Linked DNA regions of Homo sapiens: region 2 is linked to region 1. The links are chromatin loops, found by intact Hi-C in ENCODE. Cell type or tissue: gastrocnemius medialis. All regions are shown on one strand. Each heading gives the region's core, and the rest is flanking DNA. Links, peaks and the distances in the headings are about the cores only.

Region 1 (8,241 bases), core at 1-8,000:
GTGGGCTGGGTGCTCCCCGACCTCCGCCGAGGAGCGGAGGAGGGGTCTTCCATCCACCCTTCGCCTCCCCGGTCTATACTGCCCCGTAGCTCTGGCGGAGCCAGCCTGCCTGTTGCGACGGAGTATGTAATAGAGGGTAAGGGACATACCATCACCCCAAGGGATCCTCGACCCCTGCGCCCCACCTTCCAGACTGGGACTCTACCACGTGCGTATTGCCTAGGACGTTCCCGCGCGCGCAGTGCAGCCTGATCCCATTCAGTGCAGTGTCGTCGCCAGGAATGCCTTGGGGAGGCTCCACCTGGGTATCGAGGAGAGGGGCAAGGGCGAGTCACGGAATTATCATCCTTGGCTCTATGGTCCCACGCATCTCCGCCCTCTCCAGGACCTACGCCTGAGCCCCAACCTTGAGCGAGAACCCGCTGGCGAAGAATCCATCGGGACACATCTCAGGCCAGGCCCAGTCGCCCCAGGGACCCCCGCTGGTCACTTCGATGACCGCCGTGTAGCCGTTCCGGCCATCTGTCTGTGCACATGTGAAACCAGTCGCCCGCAGAAGCAGCAGCAGCGGCAGCAGCTTGGCTCCTGCGCCCCGCTCCATCCTGTAGCGTCTGTGAATCAGGCCTCCTAAGCAGATTTATATCAGTTTGGCCTCTGTGAGGGCTCCGATTGCGGAAGGGCCTCCCAGATTAAGTGAAACCCAAAACTAATCCACTCCCGGAACCCTATTTCCTGCTCCCGGAGGCAGAGGCTCCCAGAGCTAGGGTAGGAGGGGCAGTGAGAGAGGGCGAATTAAAATAACCATCACCTACTGAATATTTACTATAGGCTACGAATTATGGTTAGCGCTTTGCAGTATTTTGTTTAACCCTCACAACAATTTTTGGGGGGTGAGAATTATCCTTCCTATTTTGTAGATGAGGGAACTGGCTCAAAAATGGCAAGCAACTTGCCTTAGGTTTACAGCCAAGCAAGCTGGGAAACATTCCAGCAGTGAGAGTGGAGACAGAGCAGAGACCAGGGCTAGGGATGGAAGTGACCTCCCGGGAGTCCCACCAGTGACGGGATGGGGCAAGAGCAACCCAGAGACCTCCAGGATGTGAGGGGACATCAGAGTGAGGATAGGACAAGAATCCTCGAACTGGAGAAGCTGAGAAAACTCCTGTCAGCTCAGAAGTCTCTTCCTCCTCTGAGAGGTCTTCTGAGAGCTCAGGGCCCTAACACCTTGAGAATCCGGGACACTCCTCCCTACCTTAGAAGAAGACATATACAAACAGAAATAATTCTTTTTTATTTTTATTTTTTGAGTCGAAGTCTCACTCTGTCGCCCAGTGGCGGCATCGCAGTGGCGCGATCTCGGCTCACTGCTACCTCCACCTCCTGGGTTCAAGCGATTCTCCTGCCTCAGCCTCCCGAGTAGCTGGGACTACAGGCGCGCGCCAAGACGCCGCCCCGCTAATTTTTGTATTTTTAGTAGAGACCGGGTTTCACCGTGTTGGCCAGGATGGTCTCTATCTCTTGACCTTGTGATCCGCCTGCCTCGGCCTCCCAAAGTGCTGGGATTACAGGCATGAGCCACCGCGCCCGGTCCAACAGGAATAACTCTAAGAAGTTTGGGGACAGGAGACTAAGAACCCCTAAGAAAAGATCATGCTGTTTCTTCCATTGCTTTCTGTATCCTTATATCCTTTCCTGGAATGCCTTTCCCCCTGTGACCACCAGATGGACTCCTAATTTGCAAAACAAAAAGCGAGAAAATCTGGCTAAGTATGTTTTTTGTTTGTTTGTTTGTTTGTTTGTTTTGAGACGAAGTCTCACTCTGTTGCCCAGGTTGGAGTGCAGTGACGCCATCTCGGCTCACTGCAACCTCTGCCTCCCGGGTTCAAGCGATTCTCTTCCCTTAACCTCCCGAGTAGCTGGGATTATAGGCGTTCGCCACCACGCCCGGCTAATTTGTATATTTTTAGTAGAGACGGGGTGTTGCCATGTTAGCCAGGCTGACCTCAGGTGATCCGCCCACCTCGGCCTCCCAAAGTGCTGGGATTACAGGCGTGAGCCACCGTGCCTGGCCTAAAAATGCCTGGCTAAATTTGTTAGGGGCCACAACCCCAGATTTACCTGCCCCTCATACACACTCCTTTGTTTATTCAATACCTATTTAGCAATAATATGTTTTGGCTTAAGCAATATTCCACTTGCTGTAAGCAAGAATAACAAGGCCCCTGTCATCAGAGGTCACATTCCAGTGGGGGAGACAGAGGATAAATTCTCCCCCAGTGGACCTTGAGCTCTGTGAAGGCACTTTTGTATTCTTGAAGCCTAGTACGTGCGGAAGTACTTAATAAAAGTTGGTGCAATGAATGATTGAAGAGCCAATCTGGAGTTTTGAAAATTAAACCACAAAAATGCAAAAGGATAAAGCCTGACGTACGTATATGATTGCAAGAGGTCATGTATCCAGGTCAAGACAAAGTCCCCTGGGAATAAGATAGAGAATTTAGAAGTGGGTGTTCCCGGCTGGGCGCGGTGGTTTACGCCTGTAATCCCAGCACTTTGGGAGGCCAAGTTGGGCGGATCACAAGGTCAGGAGTTCGAGACCAGCCTGTCCAGTATGGTGAAACCCTGTCTCTACTAAAAATGTAAAAATTAGCCGGCACTTTCCAGCCTGGGCGACAGAGCGAGACTTTGTCTCAAAAAACAAAAAAACAAAAAACAAACAAAAAAAAAAAGAGAGCGAGAGAGAAGTGGGTGTTCCCTGGATCCCAGAGCCGGACAATGCTTGAACTTAATAAGATTTATAGGGCAATTGTGGTCAGCTTTTCCATTTAGTGTTTTCACATACGTTATCATTTAATCCTCACATGAGGCTTGCAAAGTACCTATTATTATCCTCAATTTACAGTGGAGGGAACTCAAGCCCAGAGTGAATTTAGGGCCCACACCACTGCTCAGTAGGGGAGCTGTTCTGGGCCCTGCCTCTCTTCCCAATACTCAGAGTGCCTCTTGCTACAGCTGGCCCTACAGGGAAGGGAAATGCACTGATCTGTCACTGCTGTCGAATCCCCCAAATTCCCTTCACCCAGTTCCTCGCACCCAGGGTAGCTGCCCTTTGGGGCGAAGGGCACAGGGGAAGGGGCCTTAGTAGGTTAATTATTAATCCTTTGCGCCTCAGGGCACCACGGGCTTCTGTCCCCTCCTGGAGGCGGAGGGACACGGACTGGCTAGGCGCTGGTGAGGGGGCGGCGGTCCCAGCAGCAGGCATGGGAGTGGCGGCGCGGCCCCCAGCCCTGCGGCACTGGTTCAGCCACTCAATTCCTCTCGCTATCTTCGCGCTGCTGCTGCTTTATCTCAGTGTTCGGAGCCTAGGTGAGCTGCCCCTTCCCTCACTTGCTCCGGGAGGAAGCCCGGAATCCAGGCCCTCACGACTCAAGCCTCTTTCTCGAGCCCTCACCGCTCCGCTTCTCCTCTACCCAGGCGCCCGCTCGGGCTGCGGACCCAGGGCGCAGCCCTGCGTTCCAGGGGAAACGGCGCCCTTCCAGGTACGCTAGGCGCAGGATTGGGCGCGGGCGCTCCAGGAGGGACCAGAACAGGGGGACGTGGAGCCAGGCTGAGGGTCCGGCAAAGGGCGGGTCCTCCCCCGGTCTACCCTCTCCCGTCGGAAGCTGAGCGCACAGCAGAAGAGCCGCCAGCTAAACCTTCGGAACAATTTCTTCAGGGCAGAATCTGCTCCCACCTCTTCCCATCGTGTCTCCCCACCAGGTCCGGCAGGAGTCGGGAACCCTGGAGGCCCCGGAGAGGAAACAGCCTCCGTGTCTGGGCCCTCGGGGGATGCTGGGCCGCATGATGAGGCGGTTCCACGCCAGTCTGAAACCCGAAGGGGATGTGGGGCTGTCGCCGTACCTGGCGGGATGGAGGGCACTCGTCGAGTGAGTGGCCTCCCGCCCCCCAGCCGGTCCCCGCCTCCTTGGCGGCTCCATCTCCATTCTCTCAAATCGTCTCGCCCGCAGGTTCCTGACTCCCCTCGGCTCCGTCTTCGCCTTCGCCACTAGGGAGGCCTTCACCAAGGTGACAGACCTGGAGGCTCGGGTGCACGGCCCGGACGCGGAGCACTACTGGTCGCTGGTGGCCATGGCGGCGTGGGAGCGGAGGGCGGGACTGCTGGAGCAGCCGGGGGCGGCCCCCCGGGACCCGACCCGGAGCTCGGGCTCTCGCACGCTGCTCCTGCTGCACCGCGCGCTGCGCTGGTCCCAGCTCTGCCTCCACCGGGTGGCGACCGGCGCGCTGGGAGGCCCGGACGCGGGCGTGCAGTGCAGCGACGCCTACCGTGCGGCCCTGGGTCCGCATCACCCCTGGCTGGTCCGACAGACCGCCCGCCTCGCCTTCCTCGCCTTCCCGGGTCGCCGCCGCCTGCTGGAGCTGGCGTGTCCCGGAGCCACCGAGGCGGAGGCGCGGGCCGCGCTGGTCCGGGCCGCCGGCACCTTGGAGGATGTCTACAACCGCACCCAGAGCCTGCTGGCCGAGCGCGGCCTGCTCCAGCTGGCCTAAGACGGCGGCTGCGGGGACCGGCGGGAACGGAGCGGACCGCCCGGGGTGGGGCCGCGCAGCCCGGGGTCAGTCCTGCAGCCCGCGCCGCGGCCGCCTCCGTATCCCGCCTCTTCCGTGACGTCGCCGCGGCGAGGGCCGCCCCCGGCAGGGAATGGCGTTGAGCTCCCTCTGTCCGCAGTCTCGGAAAGACGGGAGGAGCTGTGAGGAATAAAAAAGCAATATTTGGCAGCGTCGACGTAGGGCGTTTTGTGTGATGACGACAGGCGCTTAAGGGAAATAAAAAACGAAGGTGAGAAGATGTGTCATCTCTGTTCTCGGCAGCCGAGAGACTCACGCTCCCCCGGCCTATCGTAGTCACTCCCGTGGCTTCGGTTGCCAAACACACGCTGAGTCTCCAGCCCAGACTTGTCCCTGAGCTTCACCCCTGTGCAGCCAAGTGACTCCACGGCCACTCCCACAATGAACATGAAAGATCTTGCCATTTCATACACTGATAACTTCCAAATCACAACTTCAATCCACTTTCTCCTGGACTCCAGAATCCTACATATACGATTGCCTATTCGGTATTTCCACTTGGATGTCACCTAGGCATAGCAAACCTACCATGTCCAACACTAAGCTCCAACACGCCCTCCCCACGAAAATTCTCCCTTCATAGTCTTTGCTGGCTCAAATGACACTTCATTCTTCCAGGTCCTCAGACCAAAAACCTCGTCATCCAGACCCTTCTGGGTTGTTTTTTCGTTTTGGTTTGGTTTTCTTTCTTTTTTTTTTTTTTTTTTCTGAGACAGAGTTTCTCTCTTGTTACCCAGGCTGGAGTGCAATGGCGCGATCTTGGCTCACCGCAACCTCCACCTCCCGGGTTCAAGCAATTCTCCTGCCTCAGCCTCCCAAGTAGCTGGGATTACAGGCATGCACCACCACACCAGGCTACTTTTTGTATTTTTAGTAGAGACAGGCTGTCTACGTGTTGGTCAGGCTGGTCTTGAATTCCCGACCTCAGGTTATCCGCCCGCCTCGGCCTCCCAAAGTGCAGGGATTACAGGTGTGAGGCACTGCGCCCAGCCCCAGCCCTTCTGTTTCTCTTTCATCATATCAGCATCCAATCTGTGAAAATCTGAGCAGTGCCCACTTTCTCCACTCCTAGTACCTTTGACTATGAAGGGAGACTATATCCTAGATTACTGCACTAGCCTCCTCATTGTTTCTCTGTCCATCCTTTCCCTCCCTATAATGTATTTTATTTTATTTTTGTGCCCCCTCTCCCACCCTCCTATAATGTATTTTATTTTTTTTATTTATTTACTTATTTTGAGACGGAGTTTCACTATTGTCACTGAGGCTGGAGTGCAGTGGCGCAATCTCGCCTCACTGCAACCTCCACCTCCCAGGTTCAAGTGATTCTTCTGCCTCAGCCTCCTGAGTAGCTGGGATTACAGGCGTAATCCCACCACCACTCCCAGCTAATTTTTGTATTTTTAGTAGAGACGGGGTTTTGCTACGTTGGCCAGGCTGGTCTTGAACTTCTGACCTCAGGTGATCCACCCACCTCCGCCTCCCAAAGTGCTGGGATTATAGGTGTGAGCCACCGCGCCTGGCCAACGATTGTTTTTTATTACGAGAGAATGTTGGATTTTTAAACTGCTTTTCTGAGTTTATTGAGATAATTTTCCATTTTTCCTTTATTAATATGGTATATTGCATTAATTTTCATATGTTGAACCAATGTTGTATTCCTTTTTTTTTTTTTTTTTGAGAACAACTCTTGCTCTGTTGCCCAGGCTGGAGTGCAGTGGCACGATCTAGGCTCACTGAAACTTCTGCCTCCCGAGTTCAAGTGATTCTCCTGCCTCAGCCTCCCGAGTAGCTGGGACTACAGGCACACCACCATGCCAGGCTAATTTTTGTATTTTTAGTAGAGACTGGCCAACATGGTGAAACCCCGTCTCTACTAAAAGTACAAAAATTAGCCAGGTACGGTGGCATGTGCCTGTAATCCCAACACTTTGGAAGGAGAATCACTGGAACCCGGGAGGCAGAGCCTGCAGTGAGCCGAAATTGTGCCACTGCACTCCAGCTTGGACAACAGCACAAGACTCTGTCTCAAAAAAACAAAAAACAAAAAAGAAAAAAACAACAAACAAAAAAAAAATCAACAAACTAGGAATAGAAGGGAACTTCCCCTGCCTAGGCATCTGTGAAAAACCCAGGGCTAACAGCACTCTCAATGATGAAAGACTTTTCCCTAAGCTTTCTCCTAAGCTTTTCCCCTAAAATGAGAAACAAGACAAAGATGTCTGCTTTTGCCAATCTATTCAACATTGTGCTGAAGTAACTAGCCAGAGCAACTGGGCAAGATAATGAAATAAAAAGCATCCAGATTGGAAAGGAAGAGATAAAATTATCTCTATTTGCAGATGATATGATGGTTTATATAGAAAAACCCTAAAGAATATAGACACAAACTTTTAGAACTAATAAATGGCCAGGCACGGTGGCTCACGCCTGTAATCCGAACACTGGGAGGCTGAGGCAGGCAGATCACGAGGTCAGGAGTTCAAGACCAGCCTGACCAACATGGTGAAACTCCATCTCTACTAAAAATACAAAAATTAGCTGGGCATGGTGGCACTCACAGGAGAACTGCTTGAGCCCGGGAGGTGGAGACTGCAGTGAGCCGAGATTGCGCCACTGTACTCCAGCCTGGGCAACAGAGTAAGACTGTCTCAAAAACAAAACAAACAAACAAACAAAAAGAACTAATAAATGGTTCAATGAAGTTGCAGAATACAAGATCAAAACCAAAATCAGTTGTATTTCTATGTACTAGCAATGAACAATCCAAAAATGAAATTAAGAAGACAATGTCACTTATAACAGCATCAAAAAGAATAAAATACTTGGGAACAAATTTAACCAAAGAAGTGCAAGACCTATATATTGAAAACTATTATAAACACTGTTAAAAGAAATTAAAGGGCCGGGCGCAGTGGCTCACGCCTGTAATCCCAGCACTTTGGGAGGCCGAGGCGGACAGATCACGAGGTCAGGAGTTTGAGACCAGCCTGGCCAATATGGTGAAACCCCGTCTCTACTAAAATTACAAAAATTAGCCTGGCGTGGTGGCAGGCGCCTGTAGTCGCAGCTACTTCAGAGGCTGAGGCAAAAGAACTGCTTGAACCTGGGAGGTGGAAGTTGCAGTGAGCCAAGATCACGCCACTGTTCTCCAGCCTGGGTGACAGAGCAAGATCTGTCAAGAAAGAAAAGAAAAGAAAGAACGAAGGAAGGAAGGAAGGAAAGAAAAGAAAAGGAGAAAAGAAAAGAAAAGAAAAGAAGTACTACAAAGCTACAGTAATAGAGACAATATGATACTGGCATAGGATAGACATATAGATCAATGAAACAAAACTGAGAATCCAGAAGTAAGTCCATACATGTATGGTCAATGATTTTTAACAAGGGTGCCAAGATCATTCAATGGGGAGACAGTCTTTTTTTTTTTTTTTTTTTTTTTGAGACGGAGTCTTGCTCTGTTGCCCAGGCTTGGGAGTGCAGCGGCCCGATCTCGGCTCACTGCAAGCTCCGCCTCCTGGTCTCAGACCATTCTCCTGCCTCAGCCTCCCGAGTAGCTGGGACTATAGGCGCCCACCACTACACCCGGCTAATTTTTTTTTTGTATTTTTAGTAGAGGGG
Region 2 (8,395 bases), core at 181-8,180, 220 kb before region 1:
CATCTCAACCAGCGGTGTCAGCCCTGGACTCTAGATCTTTACGTTTCTTGTCACATGGGCAAAATAAAGCTCCTTTGTGTAGCTGTGAGGTTGAACAAATAGGACTCACAGTCTGCCTTTATTTTAATCTCCTAATCTCCATTCAAATGTGTTTTGTGGGGATGGCCCATCACCATTCTTTTGAATGGAATATAGGGCAGGCCCATGTCTTTTTGGGACACTCTCTTTTGGTAAAAAGTTTTTGGGTCACTTCAAGTTATAAAAGTTTCATTTCAACCAGGCGCAGTGGCTGCTCACACCTGTAATCCCAGCACTTTGGGAGGCTGAGGCGGGTGGATCGCCTGAGGTCAGGAGTTTGAGACCAGCCTGGCCAACATGGTGAAACGCCGTCTCTACTAAAAGTACAAAATTAGCCAGGCAGGGTGGTGGGTGCCTGTAATCCCAGCTACTCGGGAGGCTGAGGCAGGAGAATCACTTGAACCTGGGAGGCAGAGGTCGTAGTGAGCTGAGATCGCACCACTGCACTCCGGCCTGCGAGATTGAGTGAGAACCTGCCTCAAAAAAAAAAAAAAAAAGGTTCATTTCAATAATTGCAATTAAAAAATAAGCGTGGTCCCATTCATGGAGCTGGAGGGTAGAGCAGTGGTTGCCAGGGGCTGGGGGAGGTGGGCTGGGACTTGTTGTTTAATGTGTGTGGGGTTCCGTCTGGGATGAGTAGCTTCTGTGGATGGCTGCGCAACAGCATGAGCATATTTGGGGCCACTGAAATGATTGTAAATTGGTTAAAATGGTAAATTGTGTGTTATGTATATTGTATCATGATGAAAAAATGCAAAAAAAAAGTATAAGCCAAAAAAACCCAAAACACCCCACAGCCCCTCCCCCAAATGTAAAAGTCCATTTAAAGTTAAAAACTTCTCCCTTGCACCTTCTCAGTCTGTTTTGGGCAAGTAGCATGCAACAGGAAAAGGCTGTGTGTGTGTGTGTGTATGTGTGTGTGTGTGTATGAAAGGGTATGGTGAAGAGGGAGAGACTCTAATTAACTTCTCAATGTACCCTCCAACCCCCACCTGCTCCTACACCCTGGGATTCTCCTCCTCACTCACTTGGCTGCTTTTGTACCCCCAGGGTTGACATGGCGGGGGAAGAGGTAAAAAGGGGCAGGAAAGATCTGATTTTGTATTGTACGAGCTGGTACAGAAGCTTCCTGGGCTTTGTATACAGCTGACTTTTTATCTATTGGGACACTTTTTAAAGTCCTTCCAAGACCTCCAGCCGACCCCATTATTGGGGTCTCACCTCCAATTCCCCGGGTATAGCTGAACTCTTCTTGGCTCACAAGCAGCTCAGGCATCAGTTTCTTGCTGCTGGGGCCGCATCTTTCTCTCCAGGTGGTGTTCCTGGGCAGGTTTTATTCTTTTTTTGTTTTGTTTTGTTTTTTTAAATAACTCTTGCTCAAGGTTGGGCAGGTTTTAATGTGGCCTGATGCTGGTTCTCCCTCCCTCATAGCTCACATCTGGTCCATAGGAAACAATCACACATCCTTTTCCTACAAGAGATTTTAGGGGTACCAGTTTCCAGTGCAGCCAACTCTCTTCAAGATGTGATCAAAACCACTATCAGCCAGCACATCTCTCATGCACTGAATTTAAAAACTTTTTTTTGTAGAGATGGGGTCTTGTCATGTTCACCAGGCTGGTTTTGAACTCCTAGGCTTGAGCAATCTTCCCACTTCGGCCTCCCAAAATGCTGGGATTATAGGCATAGCCACTGCTCCAGGACTTGGATTTTAAAAATCCGATTTATTGAGGTATTTATATATATATATATATATATATTTTTTTTTTTTTTTGAGACGGGGTCTTGCTCTGTCACCCAGTCTGGAGTGCAGTGGCACAATCTCGGCTCACTGCAACCTTCGCCTCCCGGGTTCAAGCAATTCTCCTGCCTCAGCCTCACAAGTAGCTGGGACTACAGGCGCCCACCGCCAAGCCCAGCTAATTTTTGTATTTTTAGTAGAGACAGGGTTTCACCATATTGGCCAGGCTGGTCTCGAGCTCCTGACCTCGTGATCCACCCACCTCAGCCTCCCAAAGTGCTGGGATTACAGGCATGAGCCACCGCGCCCAGCTGAGGTATAATTTACATAAAGTAAAAGTCACCAATTTTTGTGTATATTGCCAGCAACTGACACCACAATTAAGACAACAAAGGAACCGATTGCTCCCGCAGCCAACACTATAGTTCACCATGGAGGACCCCGTGGATAGTTCCAAGCCTCCCTCTGCATGACCATTTCCTGGGCGGAAGTCCTTTGAGCTAAGTGGGAAATTTGGGCAGTACCCAACCTATGTAGATGAACCACATCCTGGCACTGGGGAAGTGGAAAATTTAGAGCACCCAAATTGATGCTCGATCCAACCCATTGATCACACCTCATCCCATCACAGCAAGTTAGGTGTTTCTCTGCTTTTTGTCTGAGGTGTTAACGTGAGAATCTCTTATCTGTAGGACTCTCCAGGGAGTTGTATCTTATGATTCCAGTAGTGGAAAGAACAAAATCAAAACACTGTATGGCGAAATCCTCAACGGGAAGGACCTGGAATTCACATCCTTCGAGATATCATCTGTACCTCAGCACTGTTGTGACCCGGTGGGCAACATAGTAGCAGGGTCGAGGGACAAAATGCATGCTAATAGTCTCTAGGCTCAAAAATGATTCAAGACCCTGATGGTGTCTCTCCAACGACCAACACACAGGGATGGTGCCAACCTGTCACTCAATGACAACGCAGGGCTGGTGACTAACTGGTTTAATTCGAGACCGTGGGTCGGACCACTTGTCTGTGCTTTGATAATGGAGAATTTGAGTCCCTGGAAAAAGCTACTCGACCAGGTTAGACTAGTGGCTGGTAGAGTGCGAATGACAACATGCTATACCATCAAGATGTTCCTGGATCAGTGTACTGACCGATCTATTGCACTACTGTCAGTTGTAACCAAGATTGTTGTATTCGAGGAGAAAGACACTTGCCTGGAAAACACACGGAAAGTTTTTTGAGTATGGGGGAGCCCTGCACCACCCCATTATGATTTGAGGTCTCTCCTCGGATGCTCCCAAATCTGGCAACGGCGGCAAACTATTGGGCTGAAAGACTCAATCCAGTGTATTCTGGATTTAAGGCTCATGACATAATGCCCGGAGCGAATATCACACTTCCACTTACTCAGATGGCTGCCTCTCACTGAGTGTCAAGAGGAACAGGGACGGGCATATGGTCACTCCAGCTTTGAACATCCTAAAGAATTATGGGGTAACAGGCTACAAATGAATACGGTCAGTTCCCTATTAAAAAAAAAAAAGCCGCTCCTCAGACCTCAGCAGCCAAGATGGTGAAGGAGATCGAGAGCAAACTTGCTTTTTAGGAAGCCTTGGATGCCACAGGCGATAAACTTGTAATAGTTGACTTCTCGGCCACGTGGTGTGGGCCTTGCAAAATGATCAAGCCTTTCTTTATCCCCTCTCTGGAAAGTATTCCAGCGTGGTATTCCTTGAAGTAGATGTGGATGACTGTCAGGATGTTGCTTCAGAGTGTGAAGCCGAATGCATGCCAACATTCCAGTGTTTTAAGAAGGGACAAAAGGTGGGTGAATTTTCTGGAGCCCATAAGGAAAAGCTTGAAGCCACCATTCATGAATTAGTCTAATCGTGTTTTCTGAAAACATAACCAGCCATTGGCTATTTAAAACTTGTAATTTTTTTAATTTACAAAAAAATATAAAGCATGAAGACTATAAACTCAAATACCATCTGGGTGACAATAAAACATTATTTCTAACACTTTAAAAAAAGACAAAGACCATTTCCAACAACCAAGCATTTTCCTAGTACCCCTTTGCTCCACCCCTCACCTCTGCTCCTTGACAACCACTCATCTGATTTTGATCCCTATATGTTGCTGTTTACCTAAGAAATCATGTTTTGAGGACTTATATATTGTAAATGGAATCATACCAGATGTACTTGTTCATATCTGGCTTCTTTCACTTAGCATGAAGACTTTGAGAAGCATCCATGTCATTGCGTGCATCCGTTTTTTCTTTTCATTGCTAAGTAGTGTTTATTGTATCTATGTACCACAATGTATCGATTCACCCATGGATGTAGACTGGATGGTTTCCAATTGTTTACTATAATGAATATAGGCATTATAAGCATTTGTGTACAAGGCTTTGTGGGGAGGTATGTTTTCATTCTTCTTGGATAAATATCTGAGTGAGATTGCCAGGTCATATGGTAAGTATATGGTTAACTCAGCAAGAAACCACCAAATTATTTTCCAAAATAACTCTGCCATTTTGCTTTCCCACCAGCGTTGGATGAACGTTCAGTTGCTCTATATTCTTGGCAACACTTAAGTATTGTCAGTTTTTAAGGTTGTGCGTGTGTGTGTGTATGTGTGTGTGTATATGTGTGTGTGTGTGTATGTTTATGTGTGTGTGTGTATATGTGTGTGTGTGTGTGTGTGTGTGTGTGTATGTGTGTGTGTGTAGTGGCATCTCATTATCGTTTTAGTTTCCATTTCCCTAATGTCTAATGATATTGGACATCATTTTATTCACTTATTGCCACTCATATATCTTCTTTGCTGAAGTGTCTGTTGAAATCTCTTGCCCATTAAAAAATCAGGTGATTTTGTTACTGAGGTGTTGTTATTGTTGTTATTGTTCTTTTTAGACAGAGTCTCACTCTTGTCACTCAGGCTGGAATGCATTGGCGCCATCCCGGCTCACTGCAACCTCCGCCTCCTGGGTTCAAGCGATTCTCCTGCCTCAGCCTCCTGGTTGTGAGGTTGTCTGGAGAGTCTGTAAAAACCAAGGCCATCTGTTGGTGGCCTCAGCTTGGTTCATATTGGGCTGGGCTCCAGACAGAGGTTTCCTCAGAAGTGTCTACTATGGGGCTCCACCTCATGTGAGTGATGCATTTCTGGGAAAGTCCCTGTGAGCTTGGTGGCTCTGCTGAGCCACAGGCACGTGGCGTGGTCTTTGCCATGACCTTGGAGAGGAGGCGTAGGCACTCTGGCTCATGCTCACTAACTGGCAGCGTGGGTCCCAGTGCCAGCCAGGCTCAGGCCCCAGTCCTGCTCGGCATCTACACCGTGGCCCATCCCCTCCAACTTCAGCTCTGCTGTCTTCCCCGCCCCCAGAGACTGCCAGCACCAGCTCCTGTCTCCCCTGCCTGCTCCTGTCTCCTTTCTCTTAAGGAGAAATCTCCATTTTTGGTCTACAAAACTGTCTGTCTTTTGTTATTGATCATGTTTGTGTCATTATTACTTTTTAAAAGATCTCATGTCTATATGTTTGAAGCAGAAGGAGATGGTTTGAACTATCTCAATCAGAAACATTGTAACTTATCTACGTGTGTGATACCGCTGCTGTTACGAACTAAATTTTGTTCCACAAGCAGATCCGCAGAAATGCACATACCCCGGAGCTGTGTGTTATTCTTCAACTTGCATTAAAACAACTCACATCAAGCCTGTTTGGACCTGTTGGTGACCAAGGTCCAGCTCAGCCTGGGGCAACAGGACAAAGGTGAAAGCAACCTCTAGTTTTTATTAAGAGTCAATTTTAAACATATATGCATATTCATTCATTTTCTTGTGTGTGTGTGTGTGTGTGTGTGTGTGTGATCACTATGTAGCAGACATAAGGGCCTTCGTAAGGGACTTACAGACATAAGCCAATTTAATCCTCATAACAATCCTAGGATGCAGATACTGTTATTATGATCCCCATTTTACAGATAAGGAAACTGAGGCCCAAGGAGTGGTGAGCCATGACTGGGATCCAGAGTCCCGCGGATCTCTCTGCTGTGTGTGCACCTGTGTGCCCTCGTGCCTTAGCTTGCATACAAGGGTGGGGGACATGAAGTCCACGCTACCTCTGACAGTGGCGTGCTTGTCCACAGCCAAGAGTGGAAGGGGGAAGGACAGGAGAGTGGCAGACTCAGGGCCTGGCTTGGGGACACCAGCCCTCTGACCCAGACATGCTCTGCCCACTTCCCCCTGCCTACTCACTAGATTCAGACGCAAGAGTCCGAGACTGCCAAGGAGGCCTGGCTGCAGCAGGGTCAATGGGGTCTCTCTCCCACTCTCTCCCATCCCCAGCCCACCATCAGGACCAATCTGTTCCCTGCAGGCTGTAGGGACCAGGGCCTGGCGAGGAGGGAGATATGTGAAGACAGCTACCTCCTTAGAGGAGAGGGCTACCATGCCACCTCACTGCGGTTCTTTATGTCTAGAGACACAGCAAGATAGAGAGAATACGGGATACAGGACCCAGGAGAGAACAAAGAATACAGAGGAATACAGAAATACGGGCTGGTGGCTCATGCCTGTAATCCCAGCACTTTGGGAGGCCGAGGGGGGTGGATCACTTGAGCTCGGAAGTTCGAGACCAGCCTGGCCAACATGGCGAAACCCGTCTCTACTAAAAATACAAAAAAAAAAAAAGAAAAAGAAAGAAGAAAATAAAAATTAGCCAGGAGTGATGGTGGGCACTTGTTGTCCCAGCTACTCAGGAGGCTGATTCAGGAGAATTGCTTGAACCCGGGAGGCGGAGGTTGCAGTGAGCAGAGATTGTGCCACTGCACTCCAGCCCGGGTGACAGAGCGGGACCCTTGTCTCCAAAAAAAAAAACAAAAAAAATACAGAGAGCCAAGATGGAGAGGAGCAAAGACAGAGAAACAGAGACTGGGAGGTGGAGGGAAGTACCTGGAGGGCATCTGAAAGTGAGCCTGTCGGGAGAGGGAGCTGGGGTGAGTCAAAGCTGGTACAGGAGGTGGCCGTGCAAGGAACGAGTCCCCGGCCATGGGGGGTTAGAGCTCTGGGGAGTCCGAGTCAAAAAGGCCTGGAGCCAGGGGTTCCTCCCACCACCCGTGCGGCCCGGTATCAGGTGGGGCTGGGCTGGGGCTGGAGTAAGCGTGCATATTGTATCTAGTCCCTCCTGGCTGCTGGCCTGGTGTCCCTGGATCTGGGGATAGGCGCCCGGCCTCGTGGTGCCCTCCTCCTGCATGGGCCAGTTGGCTCCACCCTCCCGGTGCCAGTGTCAGGTTCCAGGCTGTTCCCCGGGGGAACTTTGATCTGGAAAGAATGAGGGTGACCGATCTGGCTGCTGCACAGGGCCGAGCCGTGTCACCGAGACCTGGCCTGAGCTGCCCCTGCCACTTTCCCGCCCACTGGGACACCAAGCGGTTACCCTGGGCTCAGGAGACACAGAGGGGGTCTTTCCTGCTTCCCTTCCCTCCCTTCTCCTCTTCATCATCCATTGTTTATTCAGCAATTCACTCATTCATCAAGTATTGGCTGATGGAGTGGGGGTGAGTGATGGGGACAGAGGGACAAGGAGACAGGGTCCTGCCCTTTAGAGAGCCCCTCACCTGATAGGGGGGCAGGTGGCCCACACAGACACACCCTAAACAGAGACCACTGCTTGAGAAACACAAGCCCTGCTTTGGAGGAGGAAGATGGGGAGTGCGAGGAGGGATGTGTCCTAGTGGGCACCGTGCAGGGTTAGTGGAGGTAAGGAGGTAAGGACAGGCTTTATCAGGGAGGGCTTCCCGGAGAAGGGGGTGGTTAAGCTGGACCCCGATCTGGAGGATGAGCAGGGATGTGTCCGTTTGAGAAGTAGAAGGCCAGGCACAATCACAGAAGCACGAAAGAGTTTTGTGTTTGTGTGTTTGTGGGCGGCAGCGGCTGAGAAAGGGGGGTTGGAGAGGTGGGTGGGGGGCTGGTTAGGAAGGGCCTTGAATGGCCCCCTCAGGCGTTCCCCTGTTGGCGAGGGGACCCATGAGTCAGGGGTAGGGGTCCTAGCTGGGACAGGTTGTCAAATCAAGACACAGCTGGGGGCTATAGGGGAAGCGGCAGCTTGATGGCACCTCCGGGCCTTGCCGAGGAGGGGCTGGTGCCTCCGAGACCTCCCCCGCCAGCCCCAGCCCCAGTTAGTCTCCACGGTACTTTTGAGGAAGCCCCGCTGATCTATGGGCTGCAGCGGCTCCAGTGGGCTCCAGGCCCAGGGCTCAGCCCAGCCCCTGCCTTGGCCTGGCCTCCCCACCCCCACTGCCCACTCTGACTGACGCAGCCTTTTGCTGGGCTGAAAGCAGACACTGCCTGTGAGGCCCCTGGGGAAGGCCCAGGGGGCAGAGCCCCGGAGCTCGGGCTCCTCTTGTCCTGAAGGCTGCTGAGCCGGGGCCTATGAATAACCCCTCCCCCGGCCCCGTCTCTGAGAAGGGGGAAGGGAGGCAGGCCCAGGCCAGGCTGAAGGCACCAGGTCTTTTGGTGGGAAGCTGTGGAGGGGGTGAGGGAAGAAGGGGACAGGGCCCACGGTTGGAGAT

The links. Peaks named below come from ENCODE experiments on the same cell type or tissue, not always from the same donor. Only the 100,000 strongest peaks of a DNase experiment are listed, where the experiment ranks them.
Region 2: a loop joins it to region 1, with 2.6 times the contacts of the local background. A loop is called at or near these places in 5 of 110 quality-filtered maps.

What each region holds. Positions count from the first base shown.
Region 1 is chr17:4,785,752-4,793,992 of GRCh38, forward strand. VMO1 (vitelline membrane outer layer 1 homolog) reads right to left here and starts at 613. Exons shown (of 3, transcript NM_182566.3): 1 at 407-613; 2 at 186-301. The coding sequence starts at 601. GLTPD2 (glycolipid transfer protein domain containing 2) reads left to right here and starts at 3,213. Exons shown (of 4, transcript NM_001014985.3): 1 at 3,213-3,366; 2 at 3,475-3,539; 3 at 3,760-3,926; 4 at 4,008-4,838. The coding sequence starts at 3,261. The coding sequence ends at 4,545. RefSeq lists a silencer at 4,020-4,669 and an enhancer at 4,900-4,979. In gastrocnemius medialis, for the core only: CTCF peaks have their summits at 1,716 (motif pointing right) and 4,332; DNase peaks (open chromatin) are centred at 4,330 and 4,870; H3K4me3 peaks cover 2,543 bases; H3K27ac peaks cover 1,656 bases; H3K27me3 peaks cover 317 bases.
Region 2 is chr17:4,568,816-4,577,210 of GRCh38, forward strand. It overlaps the pseudogene TXNP4. Among named protein-coding and RNA genes, the nearest start is that of SMTNL2, 12 kb to the right of the region's middle. In gastrocnemius medialis, for the core only: no CTCF peak of the experiment used is centred there; DNase peaks (open chromatin) are centred at 4,996 and 7,066; H3K27ac peaks cover 4,248 bases.